Linked DNA regions of Homo sapiens: all the other regions are linked to region 2. A link is a loop called in an ENCODE intact Hi-C map of the cell type or tissue named here. Cell type or tissue: GM12878. All regions are shown on one strand. Links, peaks and the distances in the headings refer to the core of each region. The heading gives the core; the rest is flanking DNA. Region 1 has its middle 540 kb from the start of DIAPH3-AS1. Region 2 holds the start of LOC124903178 (a long non-coding RNA gene). Region 3 overlaps DIAPH3 (diaphanous related formin 3).

What was found. Peaks named below come from ENCODE experiments on the same cell type or tissue, not always from the same donor. Only the 100,000 strongest peaks of a DNase experiment are listed, where the experiment ranks them.
Region 1: a loop joins it to region 2, with 9 times the contacts of the local background. A loop is called at or near these places in 3 of 110 quality-filtered maps.
Region 3: it touches region 2 in a loop (5-fold over the local background); 8 of 110 quality-filtered maps call a loop at or near these places.

Annotation. Positions count from the first base shown.
Region 1 is chr13:59,473,711-59,481,713 of GRCh38, reverse strand. It overlaps the pseudogene RNU7-88P. Among named protein-coding and RNA genes, the nearest start is that of DIAPH3-AS1, 540 kb to the left of the region's middle. RefSeq lists an enhancer at 2,366-3,183. In GM12878, for the core only: no CTCF peak of the experiment used is centred there; no DNase peak of the experiment used is centred there.
Region 2 is chr13:60,426,863-60,434,865 of GRCh38, reverse strand. All of the region lies in intron 1 of TDRD3 (tudor domain containing 3), which reads right to left. LOC124903178 (a long non-coding RNA gene) reads left to right here and starts at 2,646. Exons shown (of 3, transcript XR_007063814.1): 1 at 2,646-2,701; 2 at 2,827-2,962; 3 at 5,894-5,980. In GM12878, for the core only: a CTCF peak has its summit at 3,553; a DNase peak (open chromatin) is centred at 3,555; H3K27ac peaks cover 17 bases.
Region 3 is chr13:59,903,209-59,911,211 of GRCh38, reverse strand. The region is part of intron 20 of DIAPH3 (diaphanous related formin 3); the gene reads left to right. Among named protein-coding and RNA genes, the nearest start is that of DIAPH3-AS1, 110 kb to the left of the region's middle. In GM12878, for the core only: a CTCF peak has its summit at 4,575; no DNase peak of the experiment used is centred there.

The DNA of each region.
Region 1 (8,003 bases), core at 1,572-6,571, 950 kb after region 2:
TGCTGCCTACTTTCTGTAGATCTCCAGGCTGTGTTGATGGACAAAGACTCTGTCTCCTCTCTACCTTGGAAGAGAGTTTTGTGACTGGTTTTATGAAGTGATAAAATAGCTTTACTTGAACTTGTCCAACAAAATTTAATGATTATTGGAAATTCTGAAATAGAAATGGGGAAAGATGGGATTTTTATTGGGAGAAACTCCCCAAATAGCTATTAAACACCAATTTCACAAAAGAAACTAGAGGGACTTTAATTGCCTCTGGATCCATTTTGCCAACTCTAAGGTGCCTTAAAAAATTAAAATTGTACCAAATGAGAGGTTATTATGAAAGCAGAAGCAGCCATGTTAAGAGTAGGAAAGCTTCCTTCATATTTATCCTGTTTGTGATTTGCAATATCTAAATTATAGGACATGGTATAGTAACAGACCTTCCTTGATCTAATACCCCACATTTCCCAAATAGTCTAACCTCTTAGCCTTCACACGACACTCCTACTCACTCTAATCATTGCTGCTCCCTGGAGTCTTCTGTCTCTTCTATTTTATTGTCATCTGGGGTAATTTTCAATTTTTATGTGATTGTCTCTGTCTCCCTCCCACAGAGCTACACACATACACACACACCCTCTTACATGCACACACACTCACACAGTGTGGAGAGATTTTAATCTCGTTTTGCTCTCCTCTCCCCAGTTTTATAGTAAAGATCATTAGATAGCAGGGCTGTTTTTATGGATGTGGAGGGAGGAGATAATTGAGGATGAAAATCTGCTACTCTTCACCTTCTAGATGTGCTGCATTTTCCTATCGGCTTGTAGGAGAGGGTTAAGGTTTACTCAGCCAGGAAGGAGTTATTTTCAGGAGTCCAGAGGATTTTCCAACACGAGTGGGTTGGACTGTTTGCTGAAGCAGTGAGATTACAGGCAACCTGGTGAGGGTATTTGTAGCACTGACCTCTAAGCAGGGATGCGTATGTTAGATCCAGCCTCCCTTTGAGGTTTCTCAGGCTTGACTATTTCTACATTTGGTGGGTACATCACTGTTTAAAAAATAAACTCAAAATTTGAGAATAACCGTATCCTTGACAAGATGTATCCTTTTCTAAGGAGGATTGCTGCAGCTGCCTAACAATGAATTACAACATTCCACAGCTGTCTGGGCAGGAAATGAAGAAAATTATCCTGGCTATCTCAAAATGGGTGTTTGGGGAATGGGGGAGAGTGTATGAGTTGCTAGAGAGTATTTTGGAATTAGGGCGCTGGGCCAGCCTGATCAATCTTATCTTGGATTACAGGGTCCTTGGCCATCAGATTTCAGAGAGTATTAAAAAAATTGAACAATCTAAAATCAAACAGTATGGTTACATAGATTCCAGATAGTGAACTAAAGTGAAAACTGTTATTTTTGGCCACAACCTGATTTTACTTCCTTATCCTCCCATCTGATGAATAAATTGCATTTAAAAATTAATATCCTAATTACCTTACAGTCAAATATGATGGAGCTATGAGTACAGGGGTATCATTTATTAATCATCCTTCCAATAGAGGACTATTCATATTATTTTCTATTTTCACTTTCTATGGTTTTTCTAGTGCAAACCAGAAAACCTGCTAGACCAATTCTAAAAGAGCTGTAACACTTAACATTCATATTTTCAAAAGACTTTGTTGGTTGAATAACTGTTCATTCATTTGGTCATTCTGTGTGCCCTCTACTGTGCTTCCTAAAGTTGCATTTCCCAAGCACATTTAAGAAGAGATTACTCCTCTCACCCAGGGACCTCCAATGGCTCCCCATTGTCTGCAGCAATGTTTCTCAAACATTCATGTGCATATGAGTCACCTGGGGATCTTGTAAAAATGCAGATTCTGATGCATTTGGTCCAGGGTGGCGCCTGGGCTTTTTGTATGTTGAAGTTTCCAGGTGTTTCCGAGGATGCTCTGGCTTTGACCTCACTTTGAGTGGCGTGGGTCTACAGGATGGGCCTGTCCCTCTACTCTCTGGCCTTCCCAGGACATTATTGTTTTTCCAGATACCTGCACAACCTCTGCTTCTATGCTTTTGGGATGCTAGTATTCATCCACATCTTACTTGCCTCTATCCACAGAGCCCATACTCTCCACAAGCTTTTCTCAGATTTGTCTCTACCCTGCCCAACAATCAGAAACACTGTCTCCCTCTCTTGTTCTCCTCTTGCATTTTGGTTGGAAATCAATTTTCCAACTTAGTACTGTCTGCTGGACTGTACATATTGGATGTGTATCTGTCTCTACCAATGAACTGTGAACCTCCGGTGGAGAACATCCCATTCTGTACATTTTACCTTCTTCTGCCGCATTCTGCACAATTCCTACATAGAGCAACTATAAATAAAAGTTGAATTGAATAAAATTCACAAATTGTATAAAATCTCTTTTCTAGATGGATTTCTCTTGACTGGGTGAAACTTGCTGACATTCAGATAAATCTCTTCAACGTTCTTTCCTGAAAGGATGTCTTACTCCTTGGTAGTTAGGGATCGCTCCTGGGTGTTTTTAAAAGAGATTTTGACTTAGAAGATCTGTGAATGTGACTATGTGGGCTAAGCTTCTTAAAGGGGCAACCCAGCTGAGAATCACAAAAGAAAGCGGAGGCTGCTACTTTTGCCGACCGACCGTACAAGCTGGGTTTTTATTGTTGCTAATGAGAGCCACTCGTGTTGACTGTCTAACAGGAAGTACCTTAATCCTTTCTCATTAGACTTCTAAAATTAGCCTTGCTTTGCCCTGCTGGAAGAATCATGAAATGTGCTACCTTTTCAGATTTAGGTGGGATGATAGAATTGAAGGTCCATTCCTAGAAGCTGGACAGATATTCCTAGCTGGGCAGTATTAATGAATAAGCTTTTTGAATCAGAGTGACCTGGGCTCTAATTTTAGTGCTGCAATGTGGTAACTTTGTCATCTTGAACAAATTAGTTAGCCAGTTTGATTCTCGGTTTTCTCATCTTTTAATGGGGTAATCATACCGCTTTGAAGGAGTATTAAGATTAAATGGAAGAATGTGTATCAACAAATAATGGTGAATGTTATTGCAATCAGAGCTCTCGCATGTCACCAGCCAATCTTTCAGGGCTGTAAGGGAAAACTATTTCCTTCTCTCCACCAACTAAAGGAAAACTGTTTTTTTTTTTTCCTCTACTCTCTACTACCCTCAATACTTTACTTCTGACACCAGATGTGTGGGTTTTCCACACCAGGCAATTCTCCAATTCTCTGTAGACACCAACTGTGTGTCCTACAATTTAAGTCAATTCTGACACGATCTACTTGGAGATAGCATCAAATCCCACAGGTTACGGGATCAGTCCCATAAGACTGGCCAGGTGTGGTGGCTCACGCCTGTAATCCCAGCAGTTTGGGAGGCCGAGGCGGACAGATCACAGGGTCAGGAGATGGAGACCATCCTGGCTAACACGGTGAAACCCCATCTCTACTAAAAATACAAAAAATTACCTGGGCGTGGTGGTGGGCGCCTGTAGTCCCAGCTACTCGGGAGGCTGAGGCAGGAGAATGGCGTGAACCTGGGAGGTGGAGCTTGCTGTGAGCCGAGATTGTGCCACTGCGCTCCAGCCTGGGCGACAGAGCGAAACTCCGTCTCAAAAAAACAAACAAAACAAAACAAAACAAAAAAAACGGCCTCTACTTCAGGCCGCTGACAGGTCCAGGTTGTCACCTGTGTTTCTGACTGGCTGGTTATAAATCAGAGGGTCCTGTGACATCCTCCTTGGGTTTGATAATTTGCTAGAATGGCTCACAAAACTCAGGAAAACATTTATTTACATTTACCAGTTAACTCAAGAACAGCTAAATGGAAGAGATGCAAAGGACAAGGCATGAAGGAAGGAACACAGAGCTTCCATGCCCACTCTGGGCATGTCATCCTCCTTAATCACCAACCCAGAAGTTCTCTAAACCCTGTCCTTTTGAGTTTTCATAGACATTTCATTCTGTAGGCATGATTGATGAAATTATTGACCAGTGATGATCAATTCAGGCTTCAGCTCCTTGCCCCTCGGAGGTTAGGGGTAAAGTTCCAACCTTCTAATCACATGATTAATTCCTCTGGCATCTAGCCCCCATCCAGTGATTTTCTAGGGGCTTTTGAAAAATCACCTCATTAATATAAACTTGGGTGTGGTTGAAAGGGGCTTGGTATGCATAACAAGAAACACTCTGGAGCTATTTTAGGAACCTGGGACAAAAGACCAAATATTATAACCAAAGATACTTCCGTAACTCTTATCACTTAGGAAATTACTAGGATTTTAGGAGCTGTGTGTCAGAAATGAGAATACGGACCAAATATGTATTTCTCATTATAAATCACAGTATCACGGGACTTAAAGTCTATCATCAGTGTTTGTTGATCGCATCTCAACTATTAAAAGCTGGGATGAGAGAAGGGCTCTTGACACACAGGTTCTGGCTGCTGTGTTGTACCCACTCACTGCCCCCACTAGTGGCAGAGGCAGTAACTTCATCAGTGACTTGATTCTATTCCAAATCCATCAAAATTGAGACTTTTTAATCTTTTCTGGATCATGGACTTCTTTCAAAATCTAATGAAAACTATTAACCTTCTCCCAAGAAAAGAAATGCAGGTATTTATATAATTTTGCTTTTATTTTCTGGAGGTTGATGAGCCCCAAGGTAAAAACCACTGCTTCCTCTATGTGCTTACAAACTTCTGGTCCCTCATGAGGCGAGAAGCCAAGAATAACACAACGAAGTTGAATTGGCACAATTAAAGATTAGGAAAGTTAGTGCAAGGATGGAGAGAAGCACTCACTTCTCCCCCAATTCATTTTTCCTGCTCAGGAAAACCTAGAGCCAAGATTAAGACTTGAAGGGTAGAGGGAGAGTGGTTTGATAATCTTTCCTGTTATATTTTGCATTGGGAATTATGGTCATTTAATTGTATCTGTGCATTTTAGATGGTTTCTGATATAATACGTTAATCTCCACAAGGTTTGTGATAAAAATGAGTAATATCCCAATTTAGGAAAGTTACTCTGTTTTAGACATGGAAGGAAAGCTGCCCAAGCAGCAAAGTATACTGCTCTTGGTCCAGGTGGTAGATCTCTGTGCAGGGCTGACTTGCATTAACAAACATGAACACAGTAGATGTGGAAACATGTCCAGGCCTTGCTCATCAGTTCCCATTTTCATACTTCCTGAGTAGTCTGGGAAACGTGGAAGGACAGCATGAATTCAATTTAACAGTCCAATAAGTGCCAAAGAAATGATCACATCTCTGAAAATAAGTGTTTTAGACAAAATTTTTCAGATGGTAAAAAAAGACAAATCCTTTGTTTAGTAAACAGCAAACACTTGATACATTAATCATCCAGCTGACATTAAGTGTAATCAAAGGTTCCGTTTTAGTTCAAATACAACTTATGTTCCCCAATTAATTACTTACAGGACTACGTAGTTTGCATTTTAAAATAAATGTTCTGCTTCCCAGATGTCTTCTTATAGGCATGCTGTGACCCTTCTTAGAGAGGCAGATTCTCTTATCACAGTGATTTCAAGGCCTGCTGGGGTGTGAAAAAACTGATATGGTTTAAGTACCACCTGCCATATTGGACCTAATAAGGAATTTGTGGAGCTGGAATGCAGTTCCTACACTTAAGTAGGTTATATTCTTGGCAAAGAAGCTGTGAATTGAGATGATGTCATTCAAGTTTGATTTTTTCCAGAGAAACATTATTATAATGGAGTTGTCTTCCTGACCAAGGGTTAAGTTTTAGTGGATTCACAAAAATGAGGCTATCATACTGGTAAGGAACCTCAAAGGAAATGTGGGTCAGTCCTCTTTCCTGAGTCAAAAAAGTGTTATCCTCACTTTTTCAGATGAGACAAGTGAGATTTCTTTAGAGGCTGTGTTCTGCTAATATGCTAATTATGAGTAGGGATTTTGGAGGGTAAGGGTAGGATCTAGTACAGAGCCATCCAATAGAACTTTTTGCAATGATAAAAATGTTCTCTATCTGTCCTGTCCAATACAGTAATGTAGCCACATGTGGCTGTTGAGTGCTTTAAATGTGGCTAATGTGACTAGGATACTAACATTTAGATTTTATATAATTCTAATTAAATTTAAATATGTGTAGTTACATGTGAAGAGAAGAGGTAAATTGAATATAATTCCTGGCATTTGAAAGGCAAGGCCTACGTAACAAAGTGAAAAGTATAACCAAGAAAATAAAATCAGATGAGATAACTACCTTGCTGGCTGCATTGGTTATTTTAAAATGAAGTTTGTTTTTGTTTGTTTGCTTGTTTGTTTGTTTTAGACAGGGTCTCCCTCTGTTTTCCAGGCTGGAGTGCAGTGGTATGATCTTGGCTCACTGAACTTCCCCTCCTGGGTTCAAGTGATCCTCCTGCCTCGGCATCCTGAGTAGCTGGGATTATAGGCATAAGCCACCATGCTGGGCTAACTTTTGTATTTTTAGTAGAGATGGGGTTTTGCCATGTTGCTCAGGCTGGTCTTGAACTTCTGGCCTCAAGTGCATAATGAAGTTTAAGGATCATCAATCTGCTGGACAATACCAAGGAAAGTCTCAGAGGCATTTAAAAAAAATATTTATGGTATAAGGAAGGAAAAGCACACACACACAAATCCCAGGGATATGGACAAGTACTAAATAAAATATTTAAACTTAAACAAATGCTGTATTTAATGACAGAGTTAGGACACATTTAAAGAAAAATTTCCTAAGGGTAATGGAGGAAGTTGCCATGGAAAATTGTGGAATATACTTTGAAAAACAAAACCAAAAGCAGTTTTGGACTGTGGCTGGCCATAGGTCTAGAAGCAAAATTTATACTACTGTAATTCTTTCCACTTATTTGGTTCTTACTTTCAATTTTAACATATCTACTTTCTCTTAATTTTGATACAAAATACTTAACACGAGATCTGTCTTAGCAAATATTTAAGCATACATGACAATATTGTTAATTATAAGCACAATGTTGTTCAGCAGACCTCTAGAAGTTTTTTCATCTTGCATGATTGAAACTTTGCTCATCAAAAAGCAGCTCCCCATTTCTTGTCAGCTCAGCTCCTGACAGCCACCATTCTATTTTCTGCTTTGATGAGCTAGACTCCTCATATAAGTGGAATGATACAGTATTTGTCCTTTTGTGACTGGCTTATTTTGCTTAGCATAGTGTCCTGAAGGTTCATCCATGTTGTAGTATATAACAAGATTTCCTTCCTTAAGGCCAAATAAAATTCAGTTATATGTATATGTCACTTTTTTGTCCATTTATTCATTGATGAACATTTAGTTGTTTGTACATCTTGGCTATTGTGAACAATGCTGCAGTGAACATGGGACGGCAAATATCTCTTTGAGATCCTGATTTCAGTTCTTTTGGATTAAAACTCAGAAAGCTGGATCATATAGTAATTCTATTTTTAGATTTTCGTCATAGTGGCTTCCACCATTTTACATTCCTCAGAGTGCACTAGGGTTCCAATTAATTTTTCCACATCTTTGTTTACCCTTATATTCCTTTTTTTTTTTTTTGAGACAGAGTGTCGCCCAGGCTGGAGTGCAGTGGCATGATCTCAGCTCACTGCAACCTCCACCTCCTGAGTTCAAGTGATTCTTCTGCCTCAGCCTCCCGCATAGCTGGGATTACAGGCGCCTACCACCGCGCCCAGCAATTTTTGTATTTTTGGTAGAGACGGGGTTTCACCACATTGGCCAGGCTGGTATCGAACTCCTCACCTCAGGTGATCTGCCCGCCTCGGCCTGTATTCTTTTTTAAAATTTATTTTTTACAGATGTGAGATGATATGTCATTGTAGTTTTGCATTTCTTTGATGATTGGTGATGCTGAACACCTTTTCATATTCCTGTTGGCTATTTGTATGTCTTCTTTGGAGAAATGTCCATTCAACTCTTTTTCTTATTTTTTAATAGGATTGGTTTTTGCTATTGA
Region 2 (8,003 bases), core at 1,044-6,043:
TACGGTCCCTGTGCACACCCACCTGGTGGACCTTGAGAGAAGAGAATTATCATCAATTCCCATGTGCCATCTTTGAACACCTAAAACCCAAGGGCATTGATACAAAAGAAGAAACTGACACCAGAGGGTTCTTGTTTACTAAAACAGCCAGCAAAAGCACACTTTTTTTTTTCACTCTCTAATGGAGATTTTGGACATTAATATTATAAAACCACTTATTACTAATCTAAACTATGACAACATCTGAATACATTTTACTGACAAGCAGGGCATTAAAAGGCTAAATTTCTGCATTATACTCACAGAACAGACAAATATTTCTCACTAATTTTACCTTCAAATAATGCAATTTTTAAGTCACCGCAGTTTAGTAAGTGCTCAATTTTTTTTTTTTTTTTTTTAAACAGGGTCTCACTTTTCACCAGGCTGGAATGCGGTGGCACAAACACAGCTCACTAGAGCCTGAACTGCCTGGGCTCAAGCAATTCTCATGGCTCAGTCCCCCAAATAGCTGGGATTACAGGCACTCTCCACCATGCCCACTTAATTATTTTATTTTATAGAGATGAGATTTCACCATGTTGCAGAGGCTGGTCTCCAACTCCTGAGCTCCAACAATCCGCCCACCTCGGCCTCCCAAAGTGCTAGGATTGCAGGCATGAGCCACCACACCCAGCCTTAAGTGCTCAAAACTTTTTAAAAAGGGATTTTAGAAAATGCTTCCTTTAGTAAATGCTTCTATTTATGAGATGTCAAAATTCCGTCTTAGAATCACTTAACTGTCTTCACGTCGTGTTCAGAAGTCACTTGGCATATAAAACAGACATGTCCAAACCATAGCTCAAGAATCTCAATTGGCAGAAAACTGTGATAAAACAAACACTATTGTTTTAAACTCATTGTTCCAGATAGTAGATCTCCATTACCACCCTTTACCATCAGTAAGGAAAGAAGAGGGCCAATTTTCTTTTGATCCATTTCTTTGAAAGCAGGTAAAATCGGTGAATCTAACTTACTCACTGGCTATAATGTATAGATAATGAAACGGAGCAAGGCAAACTACACATCAGCTGACTGAGCTAAAGGGGGCAGCCATGTCTGCACGAGGACTAGTAAAGCAGTTACTGCGTCAGATTTGATTTTTAGCTTTTAGATTTCCGTAAAGCAGTGTACAAGCCAAACAAAACAGGGCTCAGCCTGCATGTGGTACATGTACTTTGTACTTATTAAACACATTAGTTTATTTAAATTATTTGCTCCTGTTCACTTCCAAGTTGTCTCTGACATACAGTGTTGTGCCGTAAGTGTACCTCAGATAGTATAACATTCATAGCCAACTTCCTTTCCAAGCAAGAAAAGAACCAAGTATCTTTTAGGTCACTTTGTACGCACTGGGAGAGCAAAGAACACAATTATGCCTGTAACAAATGTTCTCTGGTGAGTTGTTTACATCACACTAAAAAGTATCAAATCATTCAGTCTGGTCATTGACATAAATATTTTACAAACTGGACATATAAAGAACCCATGCTTACTTCAGACTTTGAGGACTACTTATATTTTTAAGGAGGAGGAATGTTTTAATTGGCCAGAAAGTGAGCCATAAAAGCAAACATTAAAGTTTTATTCTCTTTTACCCACTGCCACCCATTGAAATAATGAATGCCCATTCAAATCTGAACTGCAACTTGACTTCCTGAAATAATAAAATACAGAATTATTGCACATTGATATAAACTGGGCTGATGACACATGAAAAGTCTTTAAAATGCCAATGAGAAAACCAAGAGTGAAAACATTCTTCACAAATGGATAGGGACTATGTCAAAAAAAATAAGAAGATATCTGGACAGTGACTGGTACATGGTGTTCTTAATTGCCCCTGAATAAAACCCAAATCAAATGGCTTCATGCAGTTTTTGGGGTTCTAACCTACACCTGATTATCTGCTACCACACTGAGGTTACTAGCCCCCGCACATGATATCCAAATACCAAAATGGGAGTTTGATAAATGAATTCTTGCTTAGCCACAAAGAAAATAAAGATAACTAATTCCCAATTACCCAAGCTAAGGTGGGACAAGAGAGGGAAAAAACATAAAAGATAATTTAAAAAATAACTTCTATTAAAGGATATTTTTGATCTTAGCAAATATGGAAGTAACTGACCTACTGCAAATTCCCAAAACTTCAATGTTGTAAAGATATTTTTTAAAAATTACCCATACGAAGATCTCTCTGTTCACTCTGCCTAAACTGTTTCTCTCTCCATAGTGTAAATTGATTGTAATACACCTGCCAAAAATTTGTTTTATATATTATTCTTATAGACTCTTACTATACTATACCTAGTCAGAGACACTGAAAGAATTAACTTGCCAATTCCCTCCTCTAGGGCAGAAGGAAAATGGCTTGAAAGTTCTTGTTTATGAATATAACTTGGGAAAATACAGTATTTTGCCATAATGAATAACAAGATTAGTAAGGTAAAAATGCTAGTAAGAATTGGGGCACAAGATTTTCTTCAGATAACCTGTTAAAAATAAAATCAATATATTCAATACAGCTTACAGATATATTGGAAAGATAGCACATGAGAATATAAAATGGAACACCAGCAGTTAGTTGAATGAATCCATGAATTCCATGGCAAAAGCTCTATTAAGCATAATAAACAGAAGGATCAGAATTCTACAAAAGGTAATTCAGAGGAGTGAGTACTATGAAAAATGGTGGAAAATGAAAAAAGAGGTCTTTTATTTTGTTTCCCTTAACAACTAAGTACCTCTTCTATTAATATTACCACATTTTCTTTTCTTGTCTAGGCAAAGTAGCCACTTCCTATCCCACATTGAATACCACAATCTGTATTCCAACAATTAAACCAGGACTTGAATCAATGCTAGCTTAAAAATTTAATTTTCTCTGTGGCTTATATATAAATGGATCAGATAAATAAAGGTACGTACTATTTAAAGTACTTCTAAGTACCAGCATGTAGTGTTAATCTTAATGTAGTAAACTACTTTCAATATAAGATTTATTTTACTCATTAATCAACTATCTATTAATATGCATTATTTTTTCAGTTTTTAGTTTTTATGATTTCTTTGCCATCATAAATATACATTAGTTCCACCTTTTTTTTTTTTTTTTTTTTTGGTAAAGATAGTCTTGCTTTGTTGCTCAGGCTGGTGAAAGGATTAATATGCAAAAAAAAATTTTTAATTACTTAACACTATTTAAGAATCTTCTTCTAAATAAACAACTTCTGATGATGCAAAACAATATGAAATGCCTTGATATCATCATGGTTAACATCCACACTGGTCAAATATCAGTATTTCAGTAGCCAAACAAAAAATTTATTTTAAAAATTGAGATGGAAATTTAAAAAATTTCTAGGGAAAATCCTTTGTAAGTTTATATCTAATTTAACAGTATTCAAAAGTGTTTAAATTCTGAAAAGTTAAACCTAGATAGCTTTTTGTTAAGCACTTCCTTTAAAAAGCTGAAGACTATCAGCTAGCTAATTGTGAAAGCTGTACTACTTGAAAGCACCACTAGATGACAACCTTGTTTCACAAGTAAAATATTATACTCCTGTTGAAGCTAAGACCCTGAAGAGATACTAAACTAGCTTAAAGGTTTCTGACATTTGTTTTTTGTTGGAGAGTAGGGATAACAAAGAAAATAAAATAGACTACTATAATTTTGAATTTGTGTTTGATATAAAGATCACTCAGGGTTTAAAAAAAACTCATTTAGTAAGCATTCAAGAAATACCTCACCATTAGATATATTAAGACAATTTTCTCTTCCCGTCTCTTCTACATCTATATCGTCTGGAAATAGATGATTTTATAAAAATAAAGTACACATAAATTATTACAGACTAATGCTTTTTTGCTGTAGAATAGTTACAAAAAGTATTTTCAGCATTATTTCAATAATTGCTTTTCTGTGACATCAAAATACAGCATGACGATTTTAAAATGATCGTGAGATAGGTAATAAACAACAAACTTCTATTTTATGACTCATATTCAAAATATTAAAATATTTTCCCCATACATAAACCAATCCATGAAGGCATTCACCCTAGAATGCTTATTTGGTATTAAAAAAATTGTAACAGCTGAGCAAGTAAAAATTTGTAAATAATTCCTTTGAAATCCCATAATTGATATATTACATAGTATAGTGGCAATGGTAACCTAACTATGTTGTTATTCATCTTTGTAAACCATGACTCCACATAAATTTAAAAGTATAAAATGAAGGCCTAGATATTTTTACTTTCATTGGGGTTATAATTTACAGCCTTCCTCTAATTCTATATTTTCATACATTAATTCAGAAGCAGAACTGGGGTTACTTTTTAATAAATCAGATTTTAAGATGTGAGATTACTTAATATTTCTGTCCTCTTTTTCTCAGCAAAAAGGTAGTGGCTATAAAACCATATATCAGTTCAAAAGGCTTACATGAAGCCTAATGCCCTAAACACTACACTGACTACTGCACTCATAGCATTGCTGCCTACAAAGTCCATGCTGAGGGTCTCTCAAGGTGAGGCCTTCCAGAATTAACCCCAAGGAGATCACATACTTGGTTAAGTTTCCATAAGAAATGCTATTTATAAATGTAAGGTATTACAAAAATTGGAAGGCATTTTCATGAGTAGCTGGAGAGACTATCACTTTTTAGTGAAACTAGTGAAAACTAGATGAAAATCTCAGCCTTACCTTTCAATACATGTGGGACCCTAGTCAATTTACTTCATCTTTCTGTGCCTCAGTTTACCCTTGCCGAAAAAGACCGTACTGAAAATACTGATCTACAGAGTTTTTCTAAGAATAAATGAGGAGACAGCATGTAATACCTAGCATATGCTTGGAATACAGTAGGTGCTAAATAAGTATTAGTTTTCTTCCTTCTTAAACATGGTGCCCTTGTTTATTCTACAAAATATTTTCAAAACATAATGATATTCAAAAATCTGGATTCTAATGAGAAAGAGAATACAATTTCTCTAATGAGAAAGAAAGAGAATAAAATTAATGATAAAGGGAATTTCTTCAAAGGCTACAGCTAATAGTCAAAAGTGTATATGCTTCCTTACTGGTAAGCCTAACTACATATTTCTAGCAGGCTACTCACATGGAGTTCACTGAGAACTAAAGAAAAGTGTCAGAAAGAAGGAAATACCTTTATTATTTATTTTGTTTAAATCATTCAGTTTTACAATTGAAAGTTTTTTAACAATAAGAAAGTAAGTTATTCCATTAGACTGTGCAACTGTTTCTGCCTGGAACAGAATTTCTAATGCAAAATGAACTGCTATTGTTTTTGTTCAACCTGCCATTTATGTCAAAATTTAAAACAATAATGTCAAGAAAGAGCTAGTAAGCAATAAAGTTTAAAATTATATTGCACAGAGAAAAATTAGCCATTTTACAATTTACATTTAAAATTTATTTAATGTCATTCAAACTCTTAAAAATGAAAATCTACTTCAATTATCATAGGCAGTTAAGACAAATACCTATTTGTTTCTAGTATATGCAATCATATGTCTTACAATCTAATAGCATAACGATTCCCTGTACATTAAAATGAAGTAAAAAATGAAAGAGGCATATAAAAAGCACAATATTACAATTAAAAAGGGCAGCCATTTAAATGTGTCACTAAACAGGTAAATACTAAACAATAAATTTTTTGTCAAAAGAGTGAAATAGTCCCATATATATGTCAGCTGATAAATATGAATTAGTAATTCTCATTTCCATTTCTTTAAAATGCATCTTAAATACAAAGTGCTTAGTGTTGCTTACATTTTTGAAATAGAAATGCTGCAAATAAATTAGATATTTTTTTCTATTGAAGGAGACCAGGAAATTTCACCCCAAAATATGGCACCCTGGTATGCTGATTATTTTAAATTAAAGGCCCTTGGAGACTGGCAGATACTAGAAGAAGCTTTACTCTGATACTCCCTTATCTGCTTAAACTCCAGACTCTTCAAAGAAGAAAATTACCACTGGTCCTTTCCTTGAGTTTTCATTAACTCATACTGCAGGAATAAAGACTGAAGTCTGTCAACACACCTGGACAGAACCACTGTCTTCTCTGTGGGCCCACAAGGCTTTGTCTCAGGATGCACGAGGACGTATGTCTCAAGACGTATGTTCTCCAAGCCCATTGAATTCCCCTAAAAATCACTTTTCACCTTAAAATTATCCACATCTCCCTTTCCTCTGTGAAGAGTATATAAGCTTCTGTACCCCCACTGCACTATTGTATAAACAATCATTCTCTTGTAATTCCCTTGTGCTATGCACGATAAAATTAATTTTGCATGCCTCTGCTATTAATCGGCCTTTCTTCAGCTGATCTTCAGCAAACCTTCAGAGGCAGAAGGGAAAATTTTCCCTTGGCCCCTATATTAACTTAGAAAACATAATTTGACTACATCCCCCATACCTCTTCATAGTAGCCTGAATGGTGGCCCACAAAAAGATATGCTTATGTCCTAATGCCTGGGAATCTGTGAATGTTACTTTATTTAGAGACAGTCTTTACAGAAGTAATTAAATTAAGAACTTTGAAATAAGAAAATCATACTAGATAATCCAGGCAGGTCCTAAATCCAATGACAAGTGTTTTTATAGGAGAGAGGCAGAGGGAGTTTAAAAATAAACACACAGAGTAAAGTGACACACAGAAAAGTAAAAGGCCATATGAAGCTGGAGGCAGAAACTGGACTGATGATGCCTCAAGCCAAGGAATGTCAGCAACCACAGAAGCTGTAAGGGGTAAGTTACTGATTCTCCCCTAAAGCCTCTGCAGGGAGAACAGCTCCAAAGACATTTTGATTTCAGACTTCTGATCTCCAGAACTGTTAAGTGAATAAATTTCAATTGTTTTAAGCCACCCAGCTTGTGGTAATTTGCTACCGCAGCCACAGGAAATAAATATACCCATTACAAATTCCAGTAATTACTTGAGAAGTATTGATTTAATTAAATAAAAAACATTATTTTGAAAGGCCATCCATCCCTTAGCTTAGAATCTAGAAGGACATTTTCTATTCAACTTAAAATGCCTTGATTCATTATCTCTTCCTGAATGAATACTTTCAGTGAACCTTATTGGTTAGCTTAAGTCTATAAATAAGAAAATACAAATTACACAGAGTGTCAGTGGCCCTTCTTATTATACAGAAAAGGATAGTGGGTAAACCAGGAGCACTGAACAGTGTGGAGAGATCAGTCAAAGGAAAGACGTAGAGAGGGGATCACCAAACTCTGTCTACCTACACCTGACTGACCTCCAAATGACACGTGCGAAGCCGACTCCAAACATCCCAGCTGAAGACAAAAGATTTGAAAAGAGGATGGAGCTGCTGCATTAGAAACGAAACTGCAGTTCAAACCCAGCCTCCCCACAAAAAAAAAGTACCTTTAATAACACAGGAAACAATATTCATCAGTGTAAAACAGAACAAAAATCTTTACAATTTAACACTATTAATATGCACTACAAAATCCAAAATTACCCAACATACAAAGAACGAAAAAATGGAACACATTCTGAAGAAAAAACAAAATCAATCAAATCTGTCTGATGCCAAGATGAACCTGATGCTGAAAATAATAAAGATTTAAAGTGGATATTACAGCTATTTGCTCTTAAGAAAAAAAAGTTTTCAATACAGTCACACTCCACATAACATTTTGGTCAATGACAGATACATATATGACTGTGGTCCTCTAAGATTAAAATACTGTATTTTTACTGTATCTTTTCTATGTTTACATATTTTTTAATATACAAATATGTTTAAATACATAAATACGTACACAATACTAAATTGTGTTACAATTGCCCACAGTATTCAGTACGATAACATGCTGTACAGGTTGGTAGCCTAGGAGCAACAGGCTATGCCATATAGCCTATGCGCGTAGTCGGCAATACCATTAAGGTTTGTGTA
Region 3 (8,003 bases), core at 2,021-7,020, 520 kb after region 2:
AAAAGAATTTCCAATGCCATATATTAAATGTATTACAACTTAAAATTTTAAGATTTTTATCAAGATTTCTTTTCTGTGCTCTTTTCTCCTACCATTAAATTATTATTTTTAGGTCGGTTACACTTTGTCATTATAACAATACTATAGTGTTGTTTCTCTAATAAGATTGTTTATTTTTTCCCTTTCATCTTCAGTTATATTAATAATCTCCAGGGCCAGGATGAAATTTGTTTGACAGAATTTTAAAAATTCAGGTTGATTTACTTAATAGCTGTGCCTGCACCTCATATTTTGGCATGTTGTAGACATTTGCTTTTACATTCCTTCCTATCTCTTCATAAACGCATTCTACTCCTTGCTACCACCAAAGTTAAAAAAAAAAAAACTCCAAATAGAACACAAAAGGAAAAAGCATGATTTTCCTTGTTCACAGTCTTATAATTCTTATTCTAAAACTTTTTTTTTTTTTTTTTTAAATACTTGAGACAGAATCTTGCTCTGTCGCCCAGGCTGGAGTGCAAGTGGTGCAATCTCGACTCACCAAAACCTGCGCCTCCCAGGTTCAAGCGATTCCCCTGCCTCAGCCTCCTGAGTAGCTGGGATTATAGGTGGCCAACACTACACTCAGCTATTTTTTTGTATTTTTAATAGAGATGGGGTTTCACCATGTTGGCCAGGCTGGTCTCGAACTCCTGACCTCAGGTGATCCGCCTGCCTCCGCCTCCCAAAGTTCTGGGATTACAGGTGTGAGCCACCCCACCCGGCCTTTTCTAAAACTTTTAAATTCGTTGTCTTTAAGAAAACAAAAAAAGTTTTTACTTTTTACTCCAATTCTTCAGGGTATTCTCTTCCCCGCCTGCCCCTTTTCTGTCTCCTTTCTTTTTTCTTTATTTCCCTGCTTGCTTGCTTTTCTATTATTTGGTTAGTTTGTCTATTTGATACTCTATTTGCCATGTCTTCCATAAGAGAATAGGTGAATAAGGGAGAATTTGCATTACATTTTTAACCACAGACTATTTAGAGTGTTTTTTTTTTACCTATGTTTTGACACTTGAATTAAAATAATATATAAAATTACAATTTTGAAATATTTTCCATGTACATTAAATCTGATACCATGCAAGGTTATATGAAAATGTCTATCTAACAAGTAGCTTTTTATGTTGCCTACCATTATAGTAAAGATTTAAAACTATTTCTGTGTTCTAGTGATTCAAGAAGACTGCTCAAATTTGCAGATATTTTCAATTTACTTAAAATAGCCAAGTTATGCCTTGTTAAAAATTAAGAATTCACATCAAAGAGCTTTGATTTACAAAAAGTGTACTTTTAGGGATCAGCAGTTAAAACAACTGGATTCCCAGATACCAATGCTAGAGGTAATAGTTTTGATTTTAAGATGGTGATGGACCACTTCCCTTTCAGGACATGTCAACTCAAACTTAATCTGGAATGTACACATTCCATGCTGGGTCATACCTGAGTGCCAGTGGAATATAATTTGGAAGGAATAACGTTGTTGAAAAACATCCTCTACAGACAATATGAACAATGCCTTAGTCATCTATTGATTATGACAATATACTCTTGAACAAATTGTTTTCGGTTCTGGTTTCTGTGGTACTAATATTTTAAAAGGTAATTGTATTGGTGGAAAAATCAGAATGAAAGTTGAGGAACAAAATGAAATATTTTTATTTTATTTTTTGTCAAATAGTAATGTTCTTAGATTTTACCTTTTTCCATTTCTATTTTTCACCATTTCCAATCTGGCTGCTACTACTTCTCAACTTTTGCTCTCCAAAGAGAAGTGGGAAACCTGCTTAAAGCTCCAAACAATCCTTGATAATTAACCAAAAAAAAAAAAAACAAAATACTGGACAAAGAGTGTTAGACAGTCTGGAATGTCTGAAATTTTCTGTACTCCTTTCTAGATTAAAAACCTTTGCTAACTTACTAAAGAATGATGTGTTTTCAGTTTATCAACATTATCAATAATACAGTAATTTGATGATTTTAAGAAATTGGTTATAATTGCCAAGTGTATTTCTGTAAGACTTCCATAATAATGTTTCATTTTTAAAGTAATAAACTTTTTGAAGTGTTTGTATCAAAAATGGGCAATTAACTTGAAGTGAATTAAACTCCAGATTTCTACAAGACATCCTTGCCTTAAAAACATGTTTACTTCTTGATTTAGCCTAGATTTAAAGTACATTAGAAATGTGCTAATCATCTTTACCTGAAAAATCATCACACAGTTAGATATAAGAAAAAGTCAAGAGTTTGGGGTAGTGTTAGTGCTTTCCCAGCTCCAAATAGGACCAAAGCTTGACTTTTCATTTGTTTTTCACTGTAGAAAAATTAGCTCTTAACTCTTTCATCTTTAGGTTCCGTAGACTGATGTTATGATTTCTAGCATTTTCATTTGAACAAAAATTAGTTAAAATTCTACAGTTTTTACTTGCCACTAAGTTTAAGTTTTCTTTTATCCAGTTATGTGAATTCATTAATTTGATTCATATTAATTACAATTTTTTCTGAAAGGTTGTGTTTTATTTAAACTGATACCCTAACTTGAGACAGTAGATTAAATTCAGTCAAGTTGCTTGCATTATATAATCAACTTTAATTCTCCATAAGAATTAGTTAAAAAACATAAGATGTAGCTCCACCAGGATATTGATGTTTATGTTATTTTCCTCTTTGATAGAAAGGCAGGGTGTAAAAGTAAGACATCTAAAATATTAGTAACCAATGTCAATTAAGGTCAATTAGCATATATCAGAAATAGTTTGTATACTGGAAATGTCTTACTTTTTTTTTTTTTTTTTTTTTTTTTGAGACAGAGTCTAGCTCTGTCACCAGGCTGGAGTACAGTGGCACGATCTCGGCTCACTGCAACCGCCTCCTGGGTTCAAGCGATTCCCCTGCCTCAGCTACCTTAGTAGCTGGAACTACAGCTTGGTGCACAACACCAAGCCCAGCCAACTTTTTGTATTTTTAGTAGACATGGGGTTTCACTATGTTGGCCAGGATGGTCTTGATCTCTTGACCTTGTGATCTGCCCACCTCGATCTCCCAAAGTGCTGGGATTACAGGTGTGAGCCACTGCACCCGGCCATATGTCTTACTTTTATCATGTATCACTTAGATACAGTTTTCTAGGGCTCTATATCCTGTAGAGTATGGTATACAAATTTACTGTGGGAATTATGTCAATTTCTATTAAATTGTATATCCTTGAAACTTCTAACCACTAAACCATGTGATGTGCCTAATTTTTCACATTTTCTGTAATATAGACTTTCATGTTCATATTTATGTCTCTGTTGAAATTGGAAGCAAAATTATTTAATGCTGATATTACCTCTCTTTCTAATTAAGTCATAAATGTATATGTAGTAGACATGGATACTTTTTGTGGTACTCAGTTCTTAGTTGTTCATCTGTCACTTATATAGTAATTCAGAAACTTAAGTTACCTTCTTGAACTGATCTCCTTGTGGTTCTTGTCACTGGACATGCACTCATTTGATCAGGATAGCTCTCAAGGTGTTCTAGAGCTGATTATCCATGAGTGGGGTAAAGTAGTGCTGGTAACATGTGGTCGTAAGTTGGCTTGTACCTATTAGGATTGAAATCCAGTTATATGATTTCAAGGCCTTAGAGCTTAATTATATTATTGACTTTTTTTTGTAGATGATCATATATTTATATGTCCTGTGTTTTCTAGGAGATTTTGGTATATGAAAAGTAACACATCAAAAATCCAATAAACTCTCATTTAATGCTAAAAGACTAAGGATCCTGGCCAAATGGTGTTTTAGAGGAGTGCCCTGAGAGGTGGTCTATCTCTGTATCTTTTTATAGTGGCTTGTAATGAATAAGGCCATTTACATGCTGTTTTTGTTGGTTTAGGTTCTGGGCAGAGGACACTGAATACTGACTGATGTGCTTAATTTGAAATATTCTTTTCCCTGGACAGTCCAGGACAAAATTTTCTTGTGGAGAAATTGGTGTATATTTGAGAGGCAATAGCCTCCTCTTTTACTCAGCTTAATTTTCTATCACTAGATTAACAAATGAAAATATACTTTGTCATTAATTGGAGTCATTGCTTGTGTCTCTTCTTGGATTCTTTCCATCCCTGTTTATCCCCAACACCTTCTCGTCCATCTTTCCAAAATATTACCTACTTACCAAGGGTTGATTCCGATGGAGTAGAGCCTGACTTTAGTTTTATGACTGCATTTCTTGTATTTGTAGGCTTTCTTTGATCAATAAGCTATTAGGTAAAATCACTGTGTTCACAGTGGCATGCTTTAACTGTGAGAAATGATTTATGTAAATATTCAGTGGGATCAGAAGATTAGCTGAAGTTTGGAAAGAGGCCTAAAAATTTGCAGTTGAAGCTTGGTGTACTAGACTTTCTTTGATTAAAAATTCTAGGTTTTTGAGTATTTGTCTCCACGTTATTTAATTCTGTTAAGCTTCCTGTTCTTCAAAGAAATCAAACATTTATAGGAAGATTGAATCGAACAAATGTCCTGTTTGTGTGCTGTATTTTGATCTACCACCATTTGGTGTCACTGTAGGGCAGGGCTTTTAAACTTTGTGCAGCTGAGGCCTTTTTAATGAAAAATGTTGTAGGAAATTCGTGCATATCTCCCTGCATTAAAAATCCCTCGCTTTAAAATACATCATATATTCTTGTTGTAAAACATTCAAATAACATAGAAATATTGAATACAATGTAGATGTCCCCCGTATCCCACTACCTCTTTTCATTCCACACAAATGATCATTTTTAACAATCTGTTGTACTTCTAATTCCATTTCTGTGTATTTACCAATGTATGCATGTTCACGTGAACATTTTAAAAAATCCATTGTTCTGAAACTTTTTGGCTGTGTCATATATTTTGAATATGTTTTTCATGTTGTACTGTTTTTAAATTCGTGCATTTTATTTCATAGCCCATATTATGATTTTTCCTTTTAATCATTCTCTTAATGAAGGACACTTAGTTGTAGTTTCTCTCCGTGCCTCAGGTTTTTTAAAAAATAATTCTGTATACATCTTTGTATTTGAAGGCAGTGCATTAGTATTGCACATTGTCTGGGTTTAAATTCTAGCTGTACCTCTTCCTAGCTATATGATCTTTGGAAGTTACTCATTTTTTGATACCTCCATTTTCTTATTTATGAAGTAGGACTATATTAGTTTCCTGTTGCTGCTATAACAAATTACCACAAACTTGGTGGCTTAAAACAACACAAGTTTATGATCTTACAATTCTGGAGATCAATAGTCCAAAATGGTTTAGCTTGGGTGCATTCCTTCTGAGGGCTCTAGGGGAAAAATTTATTTCCTTGCCTTTTCCAGCTTTGAGAAGCTGCTAGCATTTCTTGGCTCATGGTTCAGCATTGCTCTGACTTCTATTTTTGGCATCACAACCCCTTCTCTGACCCTCCTGCTTCCCTCTTATAAGGACCCTGTGATTATATTGGGCCTTCCCAGATAATCCAAGATAATCTTCCCCATCTCAAGATCCTTAATGACATCTGCAAAGTCTCTTTTGCTATGTAAAGCAACACATTCAAAAGTTTTGGGTATTAGGACATGGATATCTTTGAGGGACCGTTATTTTGCCTATAACAGGGACAGTAATAGTGCCTACCTACATTGTATTGTTCTGAGGATTAAATAAATTGAGAGTGAAGAGATGTAAATCATCTCACAATCATACTTAGTCTTTGAATTGCTAAATTGAAAGGCCTTTTTAATCTTGCTAGTTACTGTCAAATTGTCCTTCCAGAAGGCATGTGAACTTACACTTTTTTTTTTTTTTTTTTTTTTTTTTTTGAGACAGAGTCTCGCTCTGTCGCCCAGGCTGGAGTGCAGTGGCGCGATCTCAACTCACTGCAAGCTCCGGCTCCCGGGTTCACGCCATTCTCCTGCCTCAGCCTCCCGAGTAGCTGGGACTATAGGCGCCCGCCACCACGCCCGGCTAATTTTTTTGTGTTTTTAGTAGAGACGGGGTTTCACCATTTTAGCCAGGATGATCTCGATCTCCTGACCTCGTGATCTGCCCGTCTCGGCCTCCCAAACTGCTGGGATTACAGGCATGAGCCACCGTGCCTGGCCAAACTTACACTTTTATGAATAATATAAGTGAGGATTCTTTTCCTTGCATAATCATTAATATTGTTTTTCTTTTTTAGTTGGTGACTTTTATTTTACTTATTTCATATTTCTTGGTTATTAAATGAGATCGAAGCAGTTATTATGTATTTATTGGTTGTTTATATTTTTTCTTAGAATTGCCTATTAATATTGTTTATTTTCCTATTTTATTGCCTTGTAGCTTGTAAGAGCTCCTTATATGTTCTATAGCGCTACTCTTGTAAATATTTGCAATTTTTCTCACTGCCTCTTACTTGTCTTTTTATTTTTATTTATGACGTCTGCTGTATCTTGCATCTTTGAAGTTTGGTTTTAAAAGTGAATTAAAATGAAGATCTGCATAACTCACTTAACGATAGAGATGTGATTTTTTTTTAGGGACGCATTGGTCCTTTGTACATGACAGGTGCATGGAAAATAGCAGTTGGTTAATTCTTTAATTTGATTAAATAGAGGATCTTGTAAAGATGTAAAATGGAGAATGAAATGCCCCTAAATATGTTTCACTGACTCTAAATTCCTTCAGTTGCTCCCCGAGCCTTTCACACGGTTACCCAAAATTCTTAGAATAGCATTAAAACTTTTTAAAAAAAGTATCATTTCGGTAAACTGACACAATAAATGGCATATATTTAAAGTACAGCAGTTGATTAATTTTGACATATGAAAACATCCATGAAATGATTACAACAATGAAGATAATGAAGATACCCATTACCCCTAAATGTTTCCTCAGGCTCATCTGTAATCCCGTCCTTCCCACCCAGCATTACGTCTTTAAATGAAGCAGTTCCTAACATTCCCCTTCTACCTCCTATCTTACTTTTTTTCTCTCTGCCTCATCATTGCTAGACAATTTGTTGAGCTCTGAAAGCATCATGCTCAAGCCTGTCAATATTCTGCCTTTCCCTTCTTTCCCCTTTGAGGAAGCCTCTTTGGGGAGCTTTCCCTAACACTTCATTCTATACAAAATTCAGTATCTTTCCTCTTTGTTACCAGAGAACTCTGTGCATATCTCTAAATGGCTTGTATTATACTGGAATATAAGTGTTATTTTACAAGTCACAGTCTTCATTTATGCTCTGAACTTTTTGACAGGCTAGAGTGTATTGTGCTCATCTTTCTATTCCCAGCACATGGCACATCTACTGACACATAGTGCCACATAACATATACATGTATGTTAAGTGAATGTATGAAATAAAGAATAGATGAACAGAAAGGATGGAAAAAGTATAGCAAGAACAATAAAATGAAAACAGTGTTTTTAAAAATCATTTTGAGTATTTTTGATTTTTTTGTTAAAAATGAATCTGTAGATGATTTCTCTATGAGTGAAAATGGGTTAATTCAAAAGTAGACCAAGAAATCAATAACTTGGTGCATAATTCACACTTTTTTTTTTTTTTTAAAGAATAGAACTTAAACCCTAAGTGATCTTGCCATTTAACTTCTAGGTTTGTCTAGTACAACATCTTAGATTGAACGTTTTCCTGATTTTTAACTCAGAAGGCCATGTTGTTTTGAGTGTGACTACTCATGGTACTCTATACAATACTTGTTTTAGTACTTAGTGGTTTTATTTCATAAAAGATGTTGAGGAAATTGTGATTTGGTATAAGAATCATGGCTTACTGAAACACTTATAAAAAACATTGACCAAGATAGGTGAGGAAACTGAAAGGATATCTCCACCAAACCAACACTTTCCCAGACTAAATATCTCCAAGTCTTTCTTGCATTCCTTAGGTGTTGAATATTTCAAAGCTTTGCAAATGTCCAGATACAAAATCAATCATGTTTCCCAGAGTTC